Linked DNA regions of Mus musculus: all the other regions are linked to region 3. Evidence: chromatin contacts called from ENCODE POLR2A ChIA-PET data. All regions are on one chromosome and are shown on one strand. The core of a region is the stretch at or near the end of the contact, and the rest is flanking DNA. Distances in the headings are between cores, read along the strand shown.

Region 1 (2,717 bases), core at 150-2,649, 170 kb after region 3:
GCGTGTGTGTATGTATGTAAAAGTACTGTTGCTACCTTCTTCCTAGAGAGGATGGTGGCTAGAAGACAGTGCTGGGTTTTAGAAGATCAAATTCTTTATATAGTCATAGAAAACCCTGCTGATAATGTGAAGACAAGAGGACTGACTTTGAACACTCTTCATTTCACAGGGGGAAACTGAGGCCTTTGAGCTAGGAAGTGGTTGGCCCATCTCCCTGTTCCCAATCCCCCTCTCAGGACACACAGGGTTTCTGTCCTCAGACAGAGACAGCTCTGACAAAAAAGAAGGTACTGCGGGCCACCACTAAGGACTGTTGAGATGGGGTGGTCAGGAATTTCGGGGTGAAGCTATCGAAGTACCCCTATAGTGGGTATCAGGGGGTCCGGCCCAAGGGAAAGATCCAGAAAGATCTGGAATTGTTGCACTGCAGGCTGGGAGTGGAGAAGGGCTCCTTCCATTATGAAGATGTCCCACTCTGTGCTGCTGACTTTAGCTCACTCTCTCCTTCACCTCTGCTCTAGGAGGGTTCTGAGGTCCCCTGGATTCAGCCTGCAGCCTTTTAATACCTCCTCAGGACTGCTCAAGGGGGACAGCTTCTGTGCCATTTCTGTCTCTGGGTGGAAGGTGCCAAATGCCTTATGGGCAGGTGATCTGCCTCAGCCAGGCTGAGAGTCCTCATCTCCGGCTTATTAAAGAAACTCAATTAGAGGTCTTGTTAAGTGCGTCTTGAGACTTGGGCAGGGAAGGGTGGAGGTGTCTTGGTGGGGGTGAGGGTCGAGTTTCTGAGCTGGGTCAGCCATGCTTCAGATTGAGCATTTAGCAGGAGTGTAAAGAAGCCACTTTGGTGGCCTAGTGTTCCCTGCAGCTGTACCTATTGCCACCTAGGACATTGTGGCAGCAGGGTGGGGCAACCTTGTCTCAGAAAGTCAGGAAGCCTGGAGCTTAACTGCACGAATTATTATCACAAGGAGGGAGGGATTTATTAACATTATTCCAGAGGGGGCACTCTCAGAGTAAGTCACTGAGTTGGGGCTCAGAGGGGTGTGATTTCTAAGGGTGTCAAATTCCTGGAGGTTTTAAAGGGCCAGAGTGATATCGTCACTCCGGAAGTTAGAGTTGTCTAAGCCTGTGTAGTAAGGGGCTGAAGGGCCAGAAAAGGGACGTGACATGTTGGCAGTAGCTTTGGAGTGGGCTGGGGCGGGGCAGCTCTGGGAAGGACTGAGACCTCTGGCTCCTGGGAGGGGAGAGGTAGGAGCAGAATCGCCAGGAATTGACCAATGGGGAAAGAGCCCATATTTGCACTCTGGGAGCTTGGAAATTTCTGATACCCGCCCCTTCAACATCTCCATCCCCCTTCCCGCCCCGGGCATAAAAAGCCACAGGTGAGGGCCTTGTCACTCCTCCTGCGGCCAGCAGTTCTCAGACCTGCGTCCCTTTTTCCTTCGCTCTGGTCTCCCTCCTCATCATGACTTCCTATAGCTATCGCCAGACCTCAGCTATGTCTTCCTTTGGGGGTACGGGCGGGGGTTCAGTACGCATTGGGTCAGGGGGTGTTTTCCGCGCACCCAGCATCCACGGGGGCTCAGGTGGCCGCGGCGTGTCCGTGTCCTCCACCCGCTTCGTGACCTCGTCCTCCGGGAGCTATGGCGGAGTCCGCGGTGGAAGTTTTAGTGGGACCCTGGCTGTGTCTGATGGGCTGCTGTCTGGCAATGAGAAGATCACCATGCAAAACCTCAATGATCGTCTCGCCTCCTACTTGGACAAGGTGCGCGCCCTAGAGCAGGCCAATGGCGAGCTGGAGGTGAAGATCCGCGACTGGTACCAGAAGCAGGGACCCGGACCCTCCCGAGATTACAACCACTACTTTAAGACCATCGAGGACTTGCGCGACAAGGTGGGTAGCGGCCAGGCCCTGGGAGGTGCACCTGTTGGGGTGGTGCGGCAGGGCGGGGAGGTTGTGGAAACTCAGCCCGCGGGTGGACAAGCCCGTTACTACGGGCCGGGCAGGAACCCGCAGGGTGGGGCACAAAGTCTGGGCTGGACCCTGGGATTCGAGTGGAGGCGGGGTGGAAGGGAACTGAGACAGGTTAAGTGGGTGGGGCTTTCGGAAGCGGTGGGGACCTGCTTGGATAGTCAGGGATATCTATCCAAAGAGAGCATTTAACACAGCTTTGGGCTGCCCAGAGATGAAGATACCGAGCCGCAGCCTCAGCTGGGGGTGGGGTGTTGGGGAGGGCTGGGGAGCTGCCGGATATTAGTCTGTAGGCTCAGAGGTCACCTGAGCCTGTGGCCCTCTTCTGGGACTCTTGAGCATTGCTTTCTCCAGTTGTGTGGGTTGTTCCTGTCTGGTTTTCTTTACAGCAGCTGTCCTCTCACTCTCCTCCTCTCCAGCCCAGGGGACCACCTAGGCTCACACGGAGCTACGAGAAGAATGTAAAACCTGGGGGCTGCACAGTAAAACCAGATCTTAAAAAAAAAAACTTCCAGTGAGGTGTGGTAGCTCAGGCCTGTAATCCCAGGAGCAGGTGGATGAGTTCATAGCTATGCCCAGCTACAGTTAACTTGAATCTAGTCAGGGCTACATGAGTCTCTAGGCTCCCACCCGGCCGTCAAACAGCCCGAACAGACAGACAGACAGACAGACAGACAGACAGACAGACAACAACTCTAACACGAAACAAAAGAAAAATAAAAACAATTATTTTAGTAAGTAAGAG
Region 2 (2,700 bases), core at 145-2,644, 150 kb before region 3:
GCAAAAAATATGGCTAATTGCACCTAACACCAACCAAGTCTAATTAATGACTCAAGTTCGAGTTCTATCCTCTAACGTAGTGATGTTCATTAAATTGTGCTTTGTACTCCACACGAATACCCTACCATAAAAATAAATAAATGTAATTTTTAGGGCTATTTACTTATTGGTGCTGGGGTGACTAAACTGCCCTGGTTTCTTTTTTTTTGTTTTTGTTTTTCGAGACAGGGTTTCTCTGTGTAGCCCTGGCTGTCCTGGAACTCACTCTGTAGACCAGGCTGGCCTCGAACTCAGAAATCTGCCTGCCTCTGCCTCCCGAGTGCTGGGATTAAAGAAGTGCGCCACCACGCCAGGCTTGCCCTGGTTTCTTACATAGCTCATGTTAAATTGGGTGTGCTCGCCGGGCAATGGTGGCGCATGCCTTTAATCCCAGCACTTGGGAGGCAGAGGCAGGTGGATTTCTGAGTTCGAGGCCAGCCTGGTCTACAAAGTGAGTTCCAGGACAGCCATAGCTACACAGAGAAACCCTGTCTCAAAAAACAAAACAAAAAACAAACAAACAAAACAAAACAAAATTGGGTGTGCTCAGGAACATTTTAGTAATCCCAAAATCCAGGAGAAGAATCAGGAGTTCAAAGTCATCCTTAACTACACAGCAAGTGTGTGGCCACCTTGGGCTACATGAGAGACACCTGCAAAAATAAATAACTTTAACGAAGTTATTTTTCTTTATACTGCCCCCCTCCTGGATTGGAAAGATAGTTTAGCAGTTAGGAGTACTCTCTCAGAGAATCAGTTTGATTGTTGGCTCCCAACACCCTTATCAGGGGGGTTTTAACCGCCTTTAACTCCAGCTACTGGGAATCTAACACCTACCTGTCCTCTGTAGGACCTGTGCACAGACACTTTGATAAGAATAAAATTTAAAAATTACTTTCTCTCCAAAGTCAATCGTTTTGTGTTTTAAGACGGGGTTTCTCTGTGTATTCCTGGCTGTCCTTTCTGAGACTAGGTCCTCGAACTCAGGGAGATCAGCCTGCCTCTGCCTCCCAAGTGCTGGGATTGGCACAGGCCAGCAGAGGCAGGGGTAAGGTGGATCTCTGTGAGTTCCAGGCTATCATGGTCTACAAAGTTAAAAAACAAACAAACAAACAAAAAATGTGTGTGCGTGTGATGGCGAGGATACACTCCAAAGCAACATAAAGTAGAAGAAAATTCAACAAAACAAGCACAGGGGGCCACCATAATGGAGGGGCGAGAAAAGGTAGACCTGAGTTTTTTTCTGGCTCCGAGAACTGCGCTTGCCTCGCTAGAGGGCGTAAGCACGGCAGAAGTGCGCAGGCGCGGCTCCGCCCCGCGCGCACTATTTAATCCCAGAATGCCTCTGTGTCGCATCAGACTTGCCGCACCGTTCGGAAGCTGAGGGGGCCGGTACGGCGGCGTCAAGATGGCGGCGGCTGTGGCGGCGGCAGCTGCCGCTGCGGCCGCGGCTGCATCTTTTCAAGTGCTGGAGATGGAGAGCATGGAGACTGCCGTCGCCGGTTCCGCGAGCCTGGCCGCTGAGGTCCGAGGCAGTGGCACGGTAGACTTCGTGACCGGGGCCGGCATCTCTACCCTCGTCGACACGGGCGGGAGCGATCCGGGCCCAGAGGCCGAGGACTTCGAGTGCAGCACTCACTGCTCCGAGTTGTCCTGGCGGCAGAACGAGCAGCGGCGTCAAGGCCTGTTCTGCGACATCACCCTGTGCTTCGGCGGGGCCGGAGGTCGCGAGTTCCGTGCCCACCGCTCGGTGCTGGCCGCTGCCACCGAGTACTTCACGCCCTTACTCTCGGGTCAGTTTTCGGAATCGCGCTCGGGCCGGGTGGAGATGCGCAAGTGGAGCTCAGAGCCCGGACCCGAACCTGACACGGTGGAAGCCGTTATCGAGTACATGTACACCGGCCGCATCCGAGTGAGCACCGGCAGCGTGCACGAGGTGCTGGAGCTGGCCGACAGGTGAGACGACCGTGGGCGAGCGAGGGCTGGGTTGGGGGGTGGGGGGCAGTGTCTGTGGTGCCAGCTCCCTCATTATGCCCGCGACGGGACAGCCACCGCGCCTGGCACTGAGGATGCCCCCTGAGAGTCTAGCTTGTGCGCATTGCACCCCTGAGCGCAGATTTCAGGTGGTAGGGACAAAGGCGATGAAAAACGGTGGGTCGTGTTCGACTCCTGTGATGATGACATTTAAAAAACGGTGAAGGGCTAGCTACGGATCGGAGGAAATGTCATTTAAACCAGCTTCGCAGTGGCAAGAGAAATTGGCCGTACAAAAGGGAATGGGTGCACATTACAGGCTTCCCAAAGGCCTCAGTCAGGGTCCAGGCTGGCTTAGAGAAGAAAGGACGTTAAAAAGAAAATCCAGCGATTCCGGATATGCTGGGTTTAAAGACCAGAGGGTGTGTGTGAGGAATGTTTGGATTTTATTGAGTGTGATGGATGGGAAACTGGGTAGAGAGATTATCTGATTTTAATATTTAAATACGAAATATTTAAATATTTCAAAAGTGAAAAGTGGATTGTGGAAAATGGATTGTGGGGAGCCAGAAAGGACGCCACAGAGGTTGGTTCGGAGGCAGGTGGAGATGCTGGTACTGTTACAAATCCTTTAACACATACCTCTGGAGCGCTAGACACTGACCTCGTTACAGTGCTGGGGGAGGG
Region 3 (2,700 bases), core at 201-2,700:
GGAAATCCTCACTTAAGCTTCAGAGAGCCACAAGCACTTAAAACCCATGAACCTTCAGCTGATCGTCCTTAGCCAGCCCAATCTGCAAAAAGAGGACAAGGGAGAGGGACAGGTTACATGACGTCAACAGATTCTCCCATATACACCTTGCAAGGAGTCCCAATAAAGAAGAGTACTTCAGTCTATCCCAGTAGACACAATGGTTCAATTGACCACTGTTACTAAAACTTCCCTATGCCACCCCCAAGTACTGTTTGAAAGTGGGAATGTCTACATGTATTTAAAAGCTCAACTGTAAGGATTAGAAATTCAGGAAACCCATAATGCATTGAGGGCGGCCTAAACTCACCTCTATCAGGAACTGGCATATGTTCTTGCGCTGGTCACCCTGTAGCTGAATTACTTCTCCATATTCTGGATGCTCAATTACAGTACCATTGCAGGCAAATTTCTGCAAGGACAAAAGGATGCAGCATCTAAGAGGCCATGCCATCAACACGGACTCCCTTGACGTTTGCACCCTCTCCCTTGGTAGACCATACAACGTGCTCTCTCCACAGCAGACCCACCTTCTTAAACGCCTTCACTAGTTTCTTTTTATCGTAATCATCAGCGATCCCTTGGACAGTGGTAAGGGTCTTCCTGCCGTTTCTCTGTTGAATTCTTATATGGATATAATCCTCAGTGCCAGCAGGAAGCAGGTCATCACCCTTACTTGCATCAGCAAAGGGGTCTGTGAAGAAATAATCCGGAGGTGTCCTTTGTTGTCCCTCCGGGAACTGGCCAGTACTAGAGCTAGCTTTCTGCTCTAGGCCAGCCCTCCCGCCAAGGCTGATCACGTGCTGGAGAGACCTAGTGGGCAGGCAGCGCCCCACCCGGCTGATGCAACCTACCGGAAGCCAGGCTCCCGAGGCGGGGCCTTCCCTCCCAGCTCCGAGACAACGACGGTGACGTAGAGGACATGACGCAGGGGTGGCGGGAGGGGGCGGGTGTGGCTCGCCGAGAGGCAGGAGCCATTAGTAAATGCGCCACCCGAGACGCCGGGCCCGCCCAAGGGCTCACCTCCCACCCGTTTCTTCCGGGCACCCTCAGAGGTCGACCCTGGGCGCAGATCTCGGTTCCACGGGCATCACCACCCCTCCAGCCCGAGCTAAGATGGGCTCGCCGCGCTCGGCGGCTCTCCGAGCTCCGACCCCGCCACCCCCCCCCCAGGCCCGCGCGACCTTCCCCAGGCTCACCGAAAGAGTGGAGGTTCTGGATAGCGGACATACGATACGATTCCTTTTCCTCGGTGGAAACGGCCTGCGGAAGGCGGCTGCGGGAGAAGGCGGGCGGGGGGGACGGAGCGTCGGGAAGCGAGGGGGCTCGAGGGGGAGGCAGCTGAGTCCTCGGCGGCGGCTCAGTGACTGGGGCGGAGGGGCGGCGCCTGTATTCACTTATATAGCCGCCCCTGTGACGCCAGCGCGCTGCCCTCACGTCTCGGCCCCACCCATGGAGTCAAGCTCCCGGACGCCCGAGCGCTGCGGCTTCCTATTGGTCGGGGGGCGGAGTCAAGGCTTGACGCGTGCGCACTGGGTTTGGCCTGGAAAGGATGTTCTGTTGACTCAGGGAGGGGCGAGAGGGGGGAGGGAAAGCTTGGTCCGCCTGCGCGCTTGCGCAGTGGGCATGGTAGTTGTCTGAGCGGCCGCGAAAACTGGCGGAGGTTTCGAGCGCGCCTGCGCCTACCGCACGTTCTACCATCTTGACCCTGTTGGGGTCCTGGCACTAGCTCTGAGATGGGTCTTAGGGTGAGGATCGATTTGCTTTAAAGGGTAATTACGTGCGGGTCCTCCAAAATTCGACTGATCCAGCCACCCATCAACCTACCCTTCTCTGCACGTATTCACAGATATAGCCATTTAATCAGCATAAAATAACGTGATCAAAATTTGGACCTTATATAGGGTATCATTTGGATTAGCATGTTTTAAAATTGGTAACCAAAAATTATTATTTAGATTAATTCTTCTAAGGAAGGAAGTAGTCCCTTAGGTAGGAGTGGGGACCCCAGGAAAAAAATGTCCAAGCCTCACAGGATGCCTTTTGTCCTACAAGCCTGTGTGTGAGGTAAAGCCTTTGTAGAGTCTAGGTGAATATTTTTTTCAAAGCAGTTAACCTTTCTTTTTGTTTTTTCAAGACAGGGTTTTGGCTGTGCTGGAACTCTATAGACCAGGCTGGCCACATGGGGTCTGCTTTTGCCCCATGAGTGGTGGGATTAAAGGCAAGTGCCACCGCGCACACCTTTAATCCCAGCACTTGGGAAGCAGAGACAGGCGGATTTCCGAGTTCGAGGCTAGCCTGGTCTACAGAGTGAGTTCCAGGACAGCCAAGGTATACAGAGAAACCCTGTCTCGAAAAACCGAAAAAAAAAAAAAAAAAAAAAAAGAGACAGCCAAGTGTGATGTAACTGGGTTTGTGGGGGCCAATAGGAGAACCAGAGGCTGATAACTACTGTGTCAGACTTTATTCAAATGCTCCCCAAAGAGTGGGTGCTTTATATAAAATCTCTTAACTTAAAAATACTGCCAACTTCTAGGTATGGTGGTACATCCCAGCTCTCAGGAGAAGGAAGCCAGAGGAAAAAGTTCAAGGTCAAGTGAATTCAGTACTAGACTGGCTACTGTCTCTGAAGAACCAGAAAAATAGGCCGGGTGTGGTGGG

What was found. ChIA-PET counts read pairs that join two places held with the same protein, here RNA polymerase II (POLR2A).
Region 1: POLR2A ChIA-PET joins it to region 3 with 22 read pairs in embryonic stem cell. The contact joins the promoter of Krt19 here to the promoter of Eif1 in region 3. POLR2A ChIA-PET finds 5 or more read pairs at or near these places in 3 of 5 experiments (Patski and embryonic stem cell).
Region 2: POLR2A ChIA-PET joins it to region 3 with 23 read pairs in embryonic stem cell. The contact joins the promoter of Klhl11 here to the promoter of Eif1 in region 3. POLR2A ChIA-PET finds 5 or more read pairs at or near these places in 4 of 5 experiments (Patski and embryonic stem cell).

The regions. Positions count from the first base shown.
Region 1 is chr11:100,144,608-100,147,324 of GRCm38, reverse strand. Krt19 (keratin 19) reads left to right here and starts at 1,399. Exons shown (of 6, transcript NM_008471.3): 1 at 1,399-1,894. The coding sequence starts at 1,466.
Region 2 is chr11:100,471,476-100,474,175 of GRCm38, reverse strand. Klhl11 (kelch-like 11) reads left to right here and starts at 1,394. Exons shown (of 2, transcript NM_172565.2): 1 at 1,394-1,995. The coding sequence starts at 1,448.
Region 3 is chr11:100,318,699-100,321,398 of GRCm38, reverse strand. Eif1 (eukaryotic translation initiation factor 1) reads right to left here and starts at 1,450. Exons shown (of 4, transcript NM_011508.2): 1 at 1,239-1,450; 2 at 570-733; 3 at 350-451; 4 at 1-82. The coding sequence starts at 1,269. The coding sequence ends at 38.